Linked DNA regions of Homo sapiens: region 1 is linked to region 2. A link is a loop called in an ENCODE intact Hi-C map of the cell type or tissue named here. Cell type or tissue: HepG2. All regions are shown on one strand.

Region 1 (8,000 bases), 64 kb after region 2:
CAGTGGCACGATCACAGCTCACTGCAGCCTCGACCTCCCTGGGCTCAGGTGATCTTTGCATCACAGCCTCCTGAGTACCTGGGACTACAGGCATGCACCACCATGCCTGACTAATTTTTGTACTTTTTTGTTGCCCAGGCTGATCCTGAACTTCTGAGGCTCAATAAATCAACCCACCTTAGCCTCCCACAGTGCTGGGAGTATAGGTGTGAGCCACTGTGCCTGGCCAATAGTGAAGTTTTGATTTAAAAGTAATTTTTCATGGGTTGTGAGTTTGAGTTTGTTGCTGGAAGTGTGAAGCAAAATATTCAAATTTGGAAAGATGAGTTTCTAATAACTATATCTTTAAATTTTTATTCTTGGTAAGTATCATAGGCAGAAAATTTTCCTTTTAAGAGCTGTTTAAAAAAAGAAAACCATTGGCCAGGTGCAGTGGCTTATGCCTATAATCTCAACGCTTTGGGAGGCTGAGGCGGCTAGATCACTTGAGGTCAGGAGTTCGAGACCAGCCTGGCCAATATGGTGAAACCCTGTCTCTACTAAAAATACAATAAATTATCTGGATGTGGTGACAGATGCCTGTAATCCCAGTTACTCGGGAGGCTGAGACAGGAGAATCACTTGCTTGAACCCGGGAGGCCGAGGTGGCAGTGAGCTGAGATCGTGCCATTGCACTCCAGCCTGGGCAACAGAGTGACTTCATCTCAAAACAAAAAACAAAACAAAAAAAACATGAAGTGGAACTTTAAGTGGAGTTCACATGTTAAGAAGGAAATGGCCCTGCTTTTCCAAATAACACAATTTGGTTCAGAATGGTCATTAAGGAGACTGGTGCCAGGGTCTCATTAGCAAAATAGAGTCCTTCAGAGTTGTCATCTGATAAATTCTATTATTTTCCCATATCAGTAGTTGAGCTAGTACTGATATGGGTAATATTTATATTATGGATAATAAAGCTTGTACTTATGAAATGTAAGGGAACAAGCAAATTTTATATAGAAATTGAAAAATTAGAGTTTCAGTGTATTTTACTCCTAACTTAAAAAAACCCAGATATCCTCTTGAACCACTCTCAGCAGCTCTTCTCAAGTTGCACAGCCAAGTTTGCAGATGGACAGCAGTGCTCTGTGCCAGTTTTTGACATTACACATCAGACACCTCTGTGTGAAGAACATGCCAAAAAAATGGTAAGTTCTGCAACAGAGGCTTTCAAACTTTTTGTAGCTATCCACTGTAGGAAGTATTTTATAACTTAGCACAAACTATGTATGTATATAAATCACTGAAACAAGTTTTGAGAGAGGATTTTTATTCCCTTAAGATACATTTTATTACCTTAAGATATGTATCTTATACATAGCAGAATTTCTAAATACTCTCTTTGTTCCTATGTCTCTAAGTTTTTGCTTTCTTATATACAATTCTACAAATGTCATGAATAGTTGATGAAACTTCAATCGAAGGCCCAGCCTTTCTAGAAATCTATTGAATGTAATTATTGCTTTAGTTAATGCTAGTTATCATAAATCCTAATTAATTCAGAATAATTTGGAGGAGAGACAGATTTGAATTTGAGGAATATCTAAATTATATAATCATTTAAAGGAAGTTCATTTTTATTGTTTTCATCCATCAAGCAGTTACTGCAAGATACTTTCCTAGGTACCTTATGTACTAGAAAGTGAGATACTTCCTGCCCTCTATAAACATGTTATAGTTTTCAGGGATTCTCAGGGTGAGGGAATGGGTATTAGACCAGGACTTAATAGTTGGAACCTGTGATCCTGGCTTTGCCACCAGCTTGGTATATAACTAGGGGCTAAGGATTCAGCCTTTTTGGACCTCAGTCTCAATGTGTGTGATTCACTGGTGTATTAGTCCGTTTTCATGCCTCTGGGAAAGACATACCTGAGACTGGGCAGTTTACAAAAGAAAGAGGTTTAATTGGACTCACAGTTCTATGTGGCTGGGGAGGCCTCAAAATCATGGTGGAAGGCAAGGAGGAGTAAGTCATATCTTACATGGATGGAGGCAGGCAAAAATAGAGTTTGTGTAGGGCGACTCCCATTTATAAAACCATCAGATCACATGAGACCCATTCACTATTACAAGAACAACAGGAAAGACAACAGGAAAGACCTGCCCCATAATTCAGTCGTCTCCCACCAGGTCCCTCCCACAACACGTGGGAATTATGGGAGCTACAAGATGAGATTTGGGTGGGGACACAGAGTCAAACCGTATCATTCTGCCCTGGCACATCCCAAATAGCATATCTTCACATTGTAATACCTTCACATTGTAATCATGCCTTCCCAACAGTCCTCCAAAGTCTCAGCTCATTTCAGCATTAACTCAAAAGTTTCAGCATTAACTCAAAAGTCCACAGTCCAAAGTCTCATCTGAGACAAGGCAAGTCTCTTCTGCCTATGAGCCTGTAAAATCAAAAGCAAGTTAGTTACTTCCTAGATACAATGGGGGTACAGCCATTGGGTAAATACAGCTGTTCCAAATGGGAGAAATTGGCCAAAACAAAGGGGCTACAGGCTCCATGCAAGTCTGAAATCCAGTGGACAATCAAATCGAAAAGCTCCAAAATCATCTCCTTTGACTTCATGTCTCACATCCAGGTCAAGCTCATGCAAAACATAGGTTCCCATAATCTTGGGCAGGTCTGCCCCTGTGACTTTGCAGGGTATAGCCCCTCTCCTGGCTGTTTTCATGGGCTGGCATTGAGTATCTGCTGCTTTTCCAGGTGCATGGTGCAAGCTGTCAGTAGATCTACCATTCTGGGGTCTGGAGGATGGTGGCCCTCTTCTCACAGCTCCACTAGGTGGTGTCCCAGTAGGGACTCTGTGTGGAGGCTCCCACCCACATTTTCCTTCTGCACTATTCTAGCAGAGGTTCCCCTGGAGGGCCCCACTCCTACAGCAAACTTCTGCCTGGGCATCCAGGCATTTCTATACATTTTTTTTTTTTGGAGACAGAGTCTCACTCTGTCACCCAGGCTGCAGTGCAGTGGTTTGATCTTGGCTCACTGCAACCTCTGCTTTCAAGGTTTAAGCAATTCTTGTGCCTCAGCCTCCCAAGTAGCTGGGATTACAGGCGTGTGCCACCACGCTTGGCTAATTTGTGTGTATTTTTAGCAGAGACAGGGTTTCACCATGTTGGCCAGGGTGGTCTCAAACTCCTGACCTCAGGTGATCTGCCCGCCTCAGCCTCCCATAGTGCTGAGATTACAGGCGTGAGCCACCATGCCCAGACAGACTGTTTCTATACATCTTCTGTATTCTAGGCGGAGGTTCCCAAGCCTCAATTCTTGACTTCTGTGCACTTGCAGGCTGAACACTATGTAGAAGCTGCCAAGGCTTGGGGCTTCCACCCTCTGAAACAACAGCCTGAGCTCTACCTTGCTCCCTTTTAGCCATGGCTGGAGTGGTTGGAATGCAGGGTACCAAGTCCTTAGGCTGCACAGAGCACGGGAGCCCTGGGTTTGGCCCATGAAACCATCTTTTCCTCCTAGGCCTCCAGGCCTATGATGGGAGGGGCTGCCGAGAAGACATCTGACGTGCCCTGGAGACATTTTCCCCATTGTCTTGGGGATTAACATTCAGCTCCTTGTTAATTATGCAAATTTCTGCAGCTGGATTGAATTTCTGCTCAGAAAGTGGGATTTTCTTTTCTACTGCATTGTCAGGCTGCAAATTTTCCAAACTTTTATTCTATATTTCCCTTTTAAAACTGAATGCTTCTAATAGCACCCAAGTCACCTCTTGAATGCTTTGCTGCTTAGAAATTTCTTCTGCCAGATACCCTAGATCATCTCTCTCAAGTTCAAAGTTCCATAAGTCTTTAGGGCAGGGGCAAAATGTTGCCAGTCTCTTTGCTAAAACATAACAAGAGTCACCTTTGCTCCAGTTCTCAACAAGTTCCTCATCTCCTTCTGAGACCACCTCAGCCTGGATTTCATTGTCCATATCACTATCAGCATTTTTGTCAAAGCCATTCAACAAGTGTCCAGTGAGTTCCAAACTTTCCCACATTTTTCTGTCTTCTTCTGAGCCCTCCAAACTGTTCCAGCCTCTGCCTGTTACCCAGCTCCAAAGTTGGTTCCACATTTTTGGGTATCTTTTCAGCAGCACCCCACTCTACTGGTACCAATTTGCTATATTAGTCTGTTTTTGTGCTGCTGATAAAGACATACCTGAGACTGGGCAATTTAAAAAAAAAAAGAGGTTTAATTGGATTCACAGTTCCACGTGGCTGGGGAGGCCTCACAATCACGGCAGAAGGCAAGGAGGGACAAGTCACATCTCACATGGATGGTGGCAGGCAAAAAGAGCTCGTGCAGGGCAACTCCCATTTTTAAAGCCATCAGATCTGTGAGACCCATTCACTATTACGAGAACAACAGGGGAAAGACCTGCCCCCATAGTTCAGTCATCTCCCACTGTCTCCCTCCCACAACACGTGGGAATTATGGGAGCTACAAGATGAAATTTGGGTGGGGACACAGAACCAAACCAGATCAACTGGCTTCTTCACCAAGAACTTGTTTTATTTTTTAGGTTTCTTTTACAGACAATATGTTTTGAAAAATTTGTATACTAAACTACATATTACAATTACATATTACAAATGTTGAATAATTATTTTCCCACTTTAATATAAAAACATTTAAAATATAGGTTGTTTTTTTTTTTTTTTTTGAGATGGAGTTTTACTCTGTCACCCAGGCTGGAGTGCAGTGGTGCAATCTTGGCTCACTGCAACCTCCGCCTCCTGGGTTCAAGTGATTCTTGCACCTCAACCTCCCGAGTAGCTGGATTACAGGCGCATGCCACCATGCTGCCTAATTTTTGTTTTTTTTAGTAGAGAAAGCGTTTTTCCATGTTGGCCAGGCTGGTCTTGAACTCCTGACCTCAGGTGATCCACCCGGCTTGGTCTCCCAAAGTGCTGGGATTACAGGCATGAGCCACCATGCCCAGCGAATATAGGCTTTTTTTTTTTTTTTTTTTAAGCTTACTCAGGCTTTGTCATAGCTAAGGAATAATTTCTATATGCTTTTTGAACCACTTTTGTGGACCTTCATTGATGATTTCACAGACCCATGGTAATGTGGGCCCTGTAGCTTTCAAATCACGAAATAAATGATCCCAGCTGCATATTTTCATTTTAAAGTTCCACCATTCCGGCATACTTCTAAGATACTGAGGAAGATACTGTTAAGTAGAAAAAACTGTACTTCAGTGTCTGCTTTAGGAACTTATTATGAATGAATTTTTGGTTCCTATAACAATTTTTTTTTTTTTTTTGAGATGGAGTCTTGCTTTATCACCCAGGCTGGAGTGCAGTGGTGAGATCTCGGCTCACTGCAAGCTCCACCTCCCGGGTTCACGCCATTCTTCTGTCTCAGCCTCCCAAGTAACTGGGACTACAGGTGCCTGCCACCACGCCTGGCTAATTTTTGTATTTTTAGTAGAGATGAGGTTTCACCATGTTAGCCAGGAAGATCTCGATCTCCTGACCTCATGATCCGCCCACCTTGGCCTCCCAAAGTGCTGGGATTACAGGCGTAAGCCACCGCGCCTGGCCTCCTATAACCATTATTATGTGAATGCTTTTAGAGAAATTGAATGCAGTTTTATTCTTTTCAGCTAGTTAAACTTTCCTACTTAGGCAAATTCAATGAGGCAAACCTAAGACTGAATTAGTATAATGTAAATTAGTCATAAAATAATATATATTTTATATAACAATCAAAATTATACTAATCAAATTTTTTTCAAGTATTTAAAATACAAATTTTTGAAAATGGTTTTCTCTCTGAAGACAGTTAGAATCTGGCAGTAGTTTGAGCTATTTTTGTTTTAGGTTAAAAATTACATAAGAGACTATAAGAAGCACTTGTACCCCATCAGTGCTCCTATGAGAGACTGACACTGGGAGATGAAAAGTATGTGCAAATCTAGGCTCTGGTTTTTTTTTTTTTTTTTTTTGAGACAAGTCTCTCTTTGTCACCCAGGTTTGAGTGCAGTGGTGCAATCTCGGCTCACTGCAACCTCTGTCTCTCAGGTTCAAGGAATTCTCCCACAGTAGCCTCCCAAGTAGCTGGGACTGCAGGCGTGTGCCACCGTGCCCAGTTAATTTTTGTATTTTTTGGTAGACATGGGGTTTTACCATGTTGGCCAGGTTGGTCTTGAGCTCCTGACCTCAAGTAATCTGCCCACCTTGGCCTCCCAAAGTGCTGGGATCTTACAGGCCTGAGCCACTGTGCCAAGCCTCTATTTTCATATTATATTCTGAATCCAAACACATTTTATAAATTTCACTGCTACCATTCTAGTTGAGGCTACCATTATCTTTGCCTGGATTATTGTAATAGTCTCCTAATTGATCTCCCTTCTTGCCATATCCCCCTGCCATAGGGGGTATGTTGTTTACATAGCAGCCAGAGTAGGCTGGGTGTGTCTATGTTCTACTTTCTTTGAATTGAATTCACTTTTGAGTGTACACTCTCAGGAGTTTTGTAGACGCATACAGTTGTATAACCACCACCTAAATCAAGATACAGAACTGCTCCCCAGATTCTCTTACACTACTCCCTTTGTGGTCATCCCTTTACTCCATCCCCACTGATCTATTTTCTGCCCCTATACTTCTGTATTTTCCAGAATGTCATAGAAAGGGAATTCTGTAGTAAGTAGCCTTTAGAGCAGGCCCTTTAGACTATACATCTGATCATATTAGCTCCATAAAATCAAAACCTGCTAATGGCTTCCCATCACATCCTCCTGCCACTGCCTCCCAAAGTGTTGGGATTATAGGCATGAGCCACCACACTTGGCCTTTTCCCAAGTTTCCGCATTGCTCACTCCTTCCTTTCATTCAGGTTTGTTACCATGTGTTGTCTCATCACACAAGTCTTCCACCTGCCTGTTACCCTGTCAGGTTTTATCCTCATACTCTACCTCATTTTTCTTCCTAACATTTGTCTGCCTAACAGTTATTCATTAGTTTGTTTATTTTCTGTATTCTCCTACTAGAATGTAAACCTCACAAGGGCAGGACCATTTTTTTGTTACTACTGTATCCCTAGCACTTAGAACAGAGATGCTCAGTAAGTAATTGTTGAATACATTAATGGTTAGGCATACCAATGGAAGGGGTTAAGATTCAGAACTAGGATGTGACAGCCATTGGTAAGAGACTCCAGCTGCAGGAAGTCCCGGCTGTCAGGCAGAACATGGGATTCCACCTTTGTAAGATCCTATGACAGATGGTGAGTGCATTGCCTTGACATAGAGGTAGAATCAGACAAAAGTTGGGAGTGAATAGTATTTCACTGTGCACTGAAGCTAGGTAAAAGAACAGCTGGCATTAGGAAAGCCTCAGGGGGTGGGGGCTCTAGCTCTCTGGAGGCGAGCAAGGCAGGTATCAGTCACAGGCTGTTCTGTGTGAAGTATCTGGCATAGTACCAAGAGTGCCACAAGGCCACTGCACACAAGCTTAGGAGAATCAGGCAGGAATCTGACCCAGGTGATCATTGGGAGCCTTACAGATAGGACTTATTTTCTCTTGGGTGAGAGCCCCCTAACTTCCTCCTGAGATCAGCACTGGTGCTGGAGGGAAAGCCTGGAATGGATGCTGAGCACAATGTTCGGGTACTGGCCCTTGCGCATTCACCATTTGTTGAGTTAAATAGTGGACATAATACAAGTAGACCTCAAGTGTTGAGACAAAAAGAACTACAGAGTCTGAGAAGTAGCCTTTTTTTTTTTTTTTTTTGAGACTGAGTTTCGCTTTTGTTGCCCAGGCTGAAGTGCAATGGCATAATCTCAGCTCACTGCAACCTCTGCCTCCCGGGTTCAAGCAATTCCGTTGCCTCAGCCTCCCAAGTAGCTAGGATTACATGCACGTGTCACCAGGCCTGGCTAATTTTTGTATTTTTATTAGAGATGGAGTTTCGCCATGTTGGCCAGGCTGGTCTCGAACTCCTG
Region 2 (8,000 bases):
TCCATTTGAAATTAATAAAAGATTTTCAGGGCAAATACTGAATTAACTTTAAACTACTAAGGGAATATGCTTTTTTATTATTAAGTGTTAGTTTAAAAAGTAAATGGTTAGTATAATTACAAGTCTGAAATAATCAAGTTTTCTTTCCTCTGGAAGATTTTTAGGAGGAAATTTGTATATCCCATTCCAACTTTTTCTCAGCAAATCATGTTGCTACTATTTTTAGAGAAATAAAAATTTTAGTTTAGAAGGAATTAAACATTTCTGAGAGCACCCAAAATTAATGACATTTCAAAAAAATGCTAAACTATTTATTCATACCTGAGATGTTCTCTGAGGGTTAGCAGCTCTCACTATCCAGGTTTGGTACAATGGTTATGGCTAATGAAAAGTCATTTATATTTGAATACAGTTAGAGCAATATTCTCAGACACTTTTCTTTCCCCCTCCCCCACACCTGGTAACTGGTAAAACAATGGTTGAATAGGTGAGACTGGGTTGGAGGCAGCAAATTGTCCCCAGTGCTAAGTCAGTTTAACTTACACATGCAGCTCTGTGCTAGGCAAAACAAACAGCAATAGAGTCTCCTCACTTCTTCAAGCAAGAGTTTGTCCCAGAAGTCCTGACTGTAAAGGCTGATTTTTGACAATGCTCCTGGCTAGTTTGAGATACTGAGGAAATACTCAATTTAAAACCTTAAGCCTCCCTCTTTTCCCTCCTTGCACGTAAGGTGACAGACTACTTGGTTCTCATCCTTTCACAGAATGTGATTTGTTTTTAAGATGAGTTTTTAGGCCGGGCGTGGTGGCTCACGCCTGTAATCCCAGCACTTTGGGAGGCTGAGGCGGGCGGATCACCTGAGGTCCGGAGTTCGAGACCAGCCTGACCAACATGGAGAAACCCCGTCGCTACTAAAAATACAAAATTAGCCAGGCGTGGTGGTGTATGCCTGTAATCCCAGCTACTCTGGAGGCTGAGGCAGGAGAATCACTTGAACCTGGGAGGCGGAGGTTGCAGTGAGCCAGGATTGCACCATTGCATTCCAGCCTGGGCAACCAGAGCAAAACTCTATCTCAAAAAAAATAAAAGATGAGTTTTTGGTGAAATTTTATTTGTAGCATGACTTCCTGCAGTGACACCTTTAGACTGGGCTTTGAGTTCTGATCCCAGTCCTTCCGCTGGGCAAGTTATTTAGTCTTTGGTTTCTTTAACTTAAAATGGGAATAAAATTCTTTGATATAAGGGTTAGATGAGATAGCCATGTGTTTGGCCCATAATAGTATTAATTAAATGTTAATTCCACTAGCCCACTTTACTTTTCTTTCTTTCTTTCTTTCTTTCTTTTTTTTTTTTTTTGAGACAGGGTCTCACTCTGTTGTCGAGCCTGGAGTACAGTGGCATGATTACAGCTCACTGCAGCCTCAACCTCCTGGGCTCCAGTGATCCTCCCACCTCAGGTGTGCCTGTAGTCAGCCAGGACTACAGGTGCTTGCCACCATGCCTGGCTAATTTTTGTATTTTTTGTAGAGACAGGGTTTCCCCATGTTGCCCAGGCTGGTCTCAAACTCCTGGATGCAAGGGATCCGCCTGCCTCAGTCTTTCCAAGTGCTGGGATTATAGGTGTGAGCCACCAGGCCTGGCCTCCACCTTACTTTTCTAGTAGTAACATCTAAATACTATTTCTCTTGTTTCCTTTTTTAAATAACTGAAAGTAATACTGTACTATACATACTATAGTAGGCTTATGCTATATTTGGAGAGTAGACCTGTTTTTCCCACTCAAAGGATAACCACTGTTTAACACTTTCGTGTGCTTTTTCTCTTTATGTGTATGCATACAGCAGAAACAAAGAGGAAAAACGTAAGGGTAGGATTGTCCATGTAATGGTAGTTGTGTCGTTTTGTATTGGTTAAAAGCTTGGGCTCTGGAGCAAATAGGCCTTGCATCCTGACTGTGTGACCTTGGATAATGACAATTACTTAATCTGATTAAGTCTCAGTTTTCTTCGTCTGTAAAAGGGGGTAATAATAGTACCTACTTCATAGGGTTGCTGTGAAGACTAAATGAGGAATTGAACATAAAGCCTTTAGAATGGTTCCTGAAGCATAACCTTTATATTTTCTTGGTGCATAACTTTTTCTGGTGCATAACTTTTCTATTTTTTTCTAAAGATTTTTAATATTCTTTTTTTTTTTTTTTTTTTTTTTTTGAGACTGAGTCTCACTCTGTCGCCCAGGCTGGAGTGCAGTGGCACGATCTCAGCTCACTGCAAGCTTCACCTCCCGGGTTCACGCCATTCTCCTGCCTCAGCCTCCCAAGTAGCTGGGACTACAGGCGCCCGCACACCCGGCTAATTTTTTCTATTTTTAGTAGAGACGGGGTTTCACCGTGTTAGCCAGGATGGTCTCGGTCTCCTGACCTCGTGATCCGCCCGCCTTGGCCTCCCAAAGTGCTGGGATAACAGGCGTGAGCCACCGCGCCCGGCCAGATTTTTAATATTCTTGATGTGAATTTTTAATGAGTTCTTGCCTCAGTATATATTAATAATACTAATAAGTATTTGAGTACAGAGAGAATATTATAATTACTTTAATGGGGCAAATAAATATATTTTTGCCAGTAAAAAATTGTGCAGTATATTCCATTTCAGCAGCTTCATGTTAGCATAGTCTCTGCTGTTTGAATTTGGAATTGGCCAATATAAAGGTATAGTAAGTACACCGAGGGCAAAGGAGCACAGGGTGGGTTTGCTTTACTCCTCGTTCCGCTCTTTCAGGTTTTGAAGTGTTTTTGTGAGTCCCCGTGGACGGTAGTGTTGCATGGTTTTGAAGGCACTGAGCAGTTTGTAGAATTGATAGGCTCACTTTAGAGTCCTGGGCATGTTTACCTGACTTGATTGGTAGGAGCAGCTGCTGGTTCATTCATTTAACAGATTAGCTTCTCTGTTGTAGCTCTGAGCTTTGCAATAGAGACACGTTCTCTGCCCTTGAGGAGTTTTTAGTCTATTGGAGAAGAAAAATAAGCTGACATTTACAATGCCAATGTGAATGTTAAGTAATAGCTTAGCCTGGAGGAATATTCTTCTATTCTGGCCTAAAGGGCAGGCTAGGTTTTAAAGTGAGGGCTTTGCAGGGGAAGTTTCTGTCCTAAGCGAATGGGAGGAGTTCGGCATTCCATAAGGTGTGACCTGTAAGTAGGAATCAAAGTTTAGGGACAAAAGAGTATCCTGTGTTGCAAATTGTGGTTCTGTTACCTCCCAGGAGTTGGAGGAGGAGGGGAATAAATAGTGAGAGGGAAAGGTCAGTCTGGCCAGGTCCTAAGGAGTTTCTGTGTTAGGGGAAGGAGTTTGGATTTCTTTTACGTGACAAGCAGACCCTGAAAGTCTTTGGCCACATAAATTACTTGAGATTTAGAGGATTTGAGTTATACAGAGTAGGAAAAAGGAGGACAAGACTGTAATTAGACCAGTGAGGCAGCTCCTGACAAGAGATTTGAAGAGGGTTTGAACTAAGGTGGTGGCAATGGCAATTGAGAGGAGGTAGCAGTGGCAGAGGCATGTTAAGGAGGTAAGGCGATCTCATAGGTGGACTGGATGTAAATGTGGGACTCATCCTCACAGACGGCTGCTGAAATGGTAGAAGTAGACAAATTTGGGCTAGTCAGTGGTTCTTAGTCTTGGACACTTCTCCAGAAAAATCCACATATGCAGTTGTATACATTTGGTTTGAAACCTGGGGTAGGCTTGGTACCATGGCTCACAACTGTAGTCCCAGCACTCTGGGAGGCCAAGGTGGGCGGATCACTTGAGCTCAGGAGTTTGAGACCAGCCTGGGCAAAGTGGTGAAACCCTGTCTCTACAAAAAATACAAAAATTAGCCAGGTGTGGTAGTGCATTTTTGTAGTCCCAGCTACTCAGGAGGCTGAGGTGAGAGGATCGCTTGAACTCAGGAGGTCAAGGTTGCAGTGAATCTTGATCACACCACTGCACTTCAGCCTGGGTGGCAAAGGGAGAACTTAACTCAGAAAAAAAAAAAGATAAAGCCTATAGAAATGTTTTGTTTGACCCACACTTTTTGTGATGGTTTCTGATTTTTCTTCAGTACCTTTTCATACATGAGGAAACAGATTTATAAAATAACTTAGGGTTACATGTCTTTTTCTTTTCTTTTTTGAGACAAAGTCTCACTCTGTTGCCCAGCCTAGAGTGCAGTGGTGCGATTGGCTCACTGCAATCTCTGCCTCCCAGGTTCAAGCAATTCTCTGCCCCAGCCTCCCGAGTAGCTGGGATTACAGGCGCCCACCACCACACCCAGTAATTTTTGTGTTTTTAGTAGAGACGGGGTTTCACCATCTTGGCCAGGCTAGTCTTGAACTCCTGATCTCGTGATCCACCTGCCTTGGCCTCCCAAAGTGCTGGGATTACAGGCGTGAGCCACCGCGCCTGGCTGTCTTTTTCTTTTTTTGTTGTTTTTGTTTAAATGGAGACAGGGTCTTACTATGTTGCCCCAGGCTGGGCTCAAACAAAGGGGCTCAAGTGATCCTTCTGCCTCAGCCTGCCATAGTGTTGGAATTACAGGTGTGAGTCACCACCCCCGGCCTTCATATGTTCAAAAGTTTAAAGGAGCTGCTGACATGAAAACAATTAAGGTATTTTGTGGGGAAATTTGGATTTTTATCTTCTTTTATTTATTTTTTTGAGATGGAGTCTCGCTGTGTTGCCAGGCTGGAGTGCAGTGGCACGATCTCAGCTCACTGCAATCTCCACCACCCCGGTTCAAGCGATTCTTCTGCCTCAGCCTCCTGAGTAGCTGGGACTACAGGCGCGTGCCACCACGCCGGCTAATTTTTGTATTTTTAGTAGAGACAGGGTTTCGCCATGTTGGCCAGGCTGGTCTTGAACTCCTGACCTCAGGTGATGCACCTGCCTCGGTCTCCCAAAGTGCTGGGATTACAGGCCTGAGCCACTGTGCTTGGCCCTATCTTCTTTTAATAACATGGAAGAGCTGGAAGTTCTGGGTCAACCTTTTTTTTTTTTTTTTTTTTTTTTTTTGTAAACATTGCAACAACTTGCTGGAAATGATTTGAGCAAAGTATGCCAAAGAATGCCCCTGGCCTACTCTTCCAGCCCATGTAGGCATTTCATCTTGCACCCCTGTAAAGTAAGATTAAACGAACCTTGGAGTATATTGGCATGGAAGCAAGGGGGTCAAGAGAAAAGAACTCACTGACTGGTCAGAAAGGAGAGATTTTCAAGAAAGAGAAAGTGGTCAGCAGTGTCAGATGCTGCAGAGAGGTCCAGTTAGCTGAAGGCGGAAAAGTGTATGTGGAATTCAGTAACAAAGAGGCCATTAGTTTCAGATTTTTAGCACAAAAGAACTTTGAGGAGTAGAGCTACAACTTAGTTTTTCTTCTTTCCTCTTGTCCTGTAATGCAGGGTTTCTGTAACAACAGAGAATGACTGTGACATGGATCGGAACTTAGAAAGCATTTGTTGTGAAGGATTATTAACTGGAACTAATAAATACTGTACCCAGATCAGTCAAACAGTGCTCATTCTGCTAGTGTTTTCCATCACAAGAACATTAGTATTTAAGTGCTCTATAGAATGTAGGAAATATTTTGGATATTAGATTTTTAATGATTATAGGAAACTATTCAGAAAACCACTAACAGCTGGAGAATGTATTTTAGTCCTACAGATTCTAGATCAAAATGATAATACAAATAAACCACTACTTACTGCTTCTAATGGTAGTTTGTTTTTTTTTTTTTGAGACAGAGTCTCGCTGTGTCGCCCAGGCTGGAGTGCAGTGGCGCGATCTTGGCTCACTGCAAGCTCCGCCTTTCGGGTTCACACCATTTTCCTGCCTCAGCCTCCCGAGTAGCTGGGACTGCAGGCGCCCGACTCCCGGGTTCACACCATTCTCCTCCCTCAGCCTCCTGAGTAGCTGGGACTACAGGCGCCCACCACCATGCCCAGCTAATTTTTTTTTTGTATTTTTAGTAGAGATGGGGTTTCACCATGTTAGCCAGGATGGTCTCGATCTCCTGACCTCGTGATCCACCCGCCTTGGCCTCCCAAAGTGCTGGGATTACAGGCGTGAGCCACCGCGCCCGGCTTCTAATGGTAGTTAATATTAAGTGATTACTATATGCTGGGGTTACAGTTCATGAAATACCTAATTTAATTATCCTAGGCAACTCAATGAGATACATACAATTACAATCTTCCCTTTACAGATGAGAAGACTGAAGCCTAAATAACTTGCCCAAGGTCTTATACTTAGTAATTAGCAAAACCAGATTTGATCCCCCTCTCTGATACCTACCAGAGCCAGTGAGTGATCTTTCTGCTGCATAAACTATCCTTACCTTTCTAATATAGCAGGGAAGGAACTAGTGTAAAGTTCATTGAAATTCCTAATGCAAACTTACTTGTACAGTGCTGTCTGAGTACAGTATATGGCACATACTAGACATTCAATAAGCATTATTTTAAAATATTCTGGTTCAAACTTGATTATAATGAATGTTGTTTATATTTTCGAGTGATAAGCAGTTTTCTCACTGCTTCTTTCTCTTCCAGTCACATCAGTTGATAGATTTTCATCATTCCTCAGTCTGATTTTACTATTTTTTACATAGGTAATATAGATGTTTGGTTCTTAAAATCAATATAGTCATCTGTTTAGTGTCTTATTACATTCTTATGCTTCATCAAGTTGAATTAAAACTCATTTAAAAAGTACATAACATGGAAAAACGTTTTTAAGACTTTATGATACTCTAAATATGATTTTAACAGTATCCACTCTTTCTGGGATAAGTAAATATTCTTTTCATTTGCATTAAGTATATTGGAAAACAAACATTCTGATAATTTAGTAGGCTCATGTTAGTTTTATTTATTTTATTTTTTGTCGAGGGTTTCATTACATTGCCCAGCCTGGTGTTGAACTCCTGGGCTCAAGTAATCCTTCTGCCGTGGCCTCCCAACCTTCTGGTATTACGGTATGAGCCACTGTGCCCAGCCTCACACTAGGTTTTTTTTTTTTTTTTTGAGAGGGAGTCTCACTCTATTGCCCAGGCTGGAGTGCAGTGGTGCTATCTTGGCTTACTGCAACCTCCACCTCCCGGGTACAAGCAGTTTTCCTGTCTCAGCCTCCAGAGTACCTGGGATTACAGGTGTGCACCACCAAGCCCAGCTAATATTTGTATTTTGTAGAGACTGGGTTTCACCATATTGGCCGGGCTGGTCTCGAACTCCTGACCTCAAGTGATCCGCCTGCCTCAGCCTCCCAAAGTGCTGAGATTACAGGCATGAGCCACTGCACCTGGCATCTCACGCTAGTTTTAAAAAAATTATAAGGTATGAACTGGGCACGGTGGCTCATTCCTGTAATCCCAGCACTTTGGGAGGCCGAGGTGGGCGGATCACTTGATGTCAGGAGTTTGAGACCAGCCTGGCCAACATGGTGAAACCCTCGTGTCTACTAAAAATACAAAAATTAGCGGGGCATGGTGGTGCTTGCCTGTAAATCCAGCCACTTGGGAAGCTGAGGCAGGAGAATCACTTGAAAATGGGCAGCAGAGGTTGCAGTGAGCCAACATCGTGCCACTGCACTCCAGCCTGGGCAACAGAATGAGATTCTGTCTTTAAAAAAAAAAAAAAATTATAAGGTATGTTGTAGATCTAGGCTCTTTAAAAGTGGTAGGATATAAAATTACAGATGGCAATTAGAGAAAAATGGTGTGGCAGTGAAATGAACATGTTTCTGAAACAGGAGAATCAAAAGAACAGCAGTGACATAGAGATTCCACATGGAGGTGATCAAGTGGTAGTCCCAAAGAGAATAATGTTCATATTTTTGTCAAATTGTTTTGTGGTTATCATTGGAAGACTGAAAGGGCTGCTGGCTGCTTTTGTTAAAAGTGTATCTTCCTTACTTTTCTCCTTGCTAATGTCTTATTCCTCTGTATTTGTAAGAAGTAAGAAACA

What was found. Peaks named below come from ENCODE experiments on the same cell type or tissue, not always from the same donor. Only the 100,000 strongest peaks of a DNase experiment are listed, where the experiment ranks them.
Region 1: a loop joins it to region 2, with 2.1 times the contacts of the local background. A loop is called at or near these places in 6 of 110 quality-filtered maps.

The regions. Positions count from the first base shown.
Region 1 is chr2:206,010,867-206,018,866 of GRCh38, reverse strand. It overlaps INO80D (INO80 complex subunit D), which reads left to right. Exons shown (of 11, transcript NM_017759.5): 8 at 1,054-1,187. Among named protein-coding and RNA genes, the nearest start is that of INO80D-AS1, 70 kb to the left of the region's middle. In HepG2, no CTCF peak of the experiment used is centred here; no DNase peak of the experiment used is centred here.
Region 2 is chr2:206,075,113-206,083,112 of GRCh38, reverse strand. The region is part of intron 1 of INO80D (INO80 complex subunit D); the gene reads left to right. Among named protein-coding and RNA genes, the nearest start is that of INO80D-AS1, 5.5 kb to the left of the region's middle. RefSeq lists an enhancer at 339-1,128. In HepG2, no CTCF peak of the experiment used is centred here; a DNase peak (open chromatin) is centred at 3,212.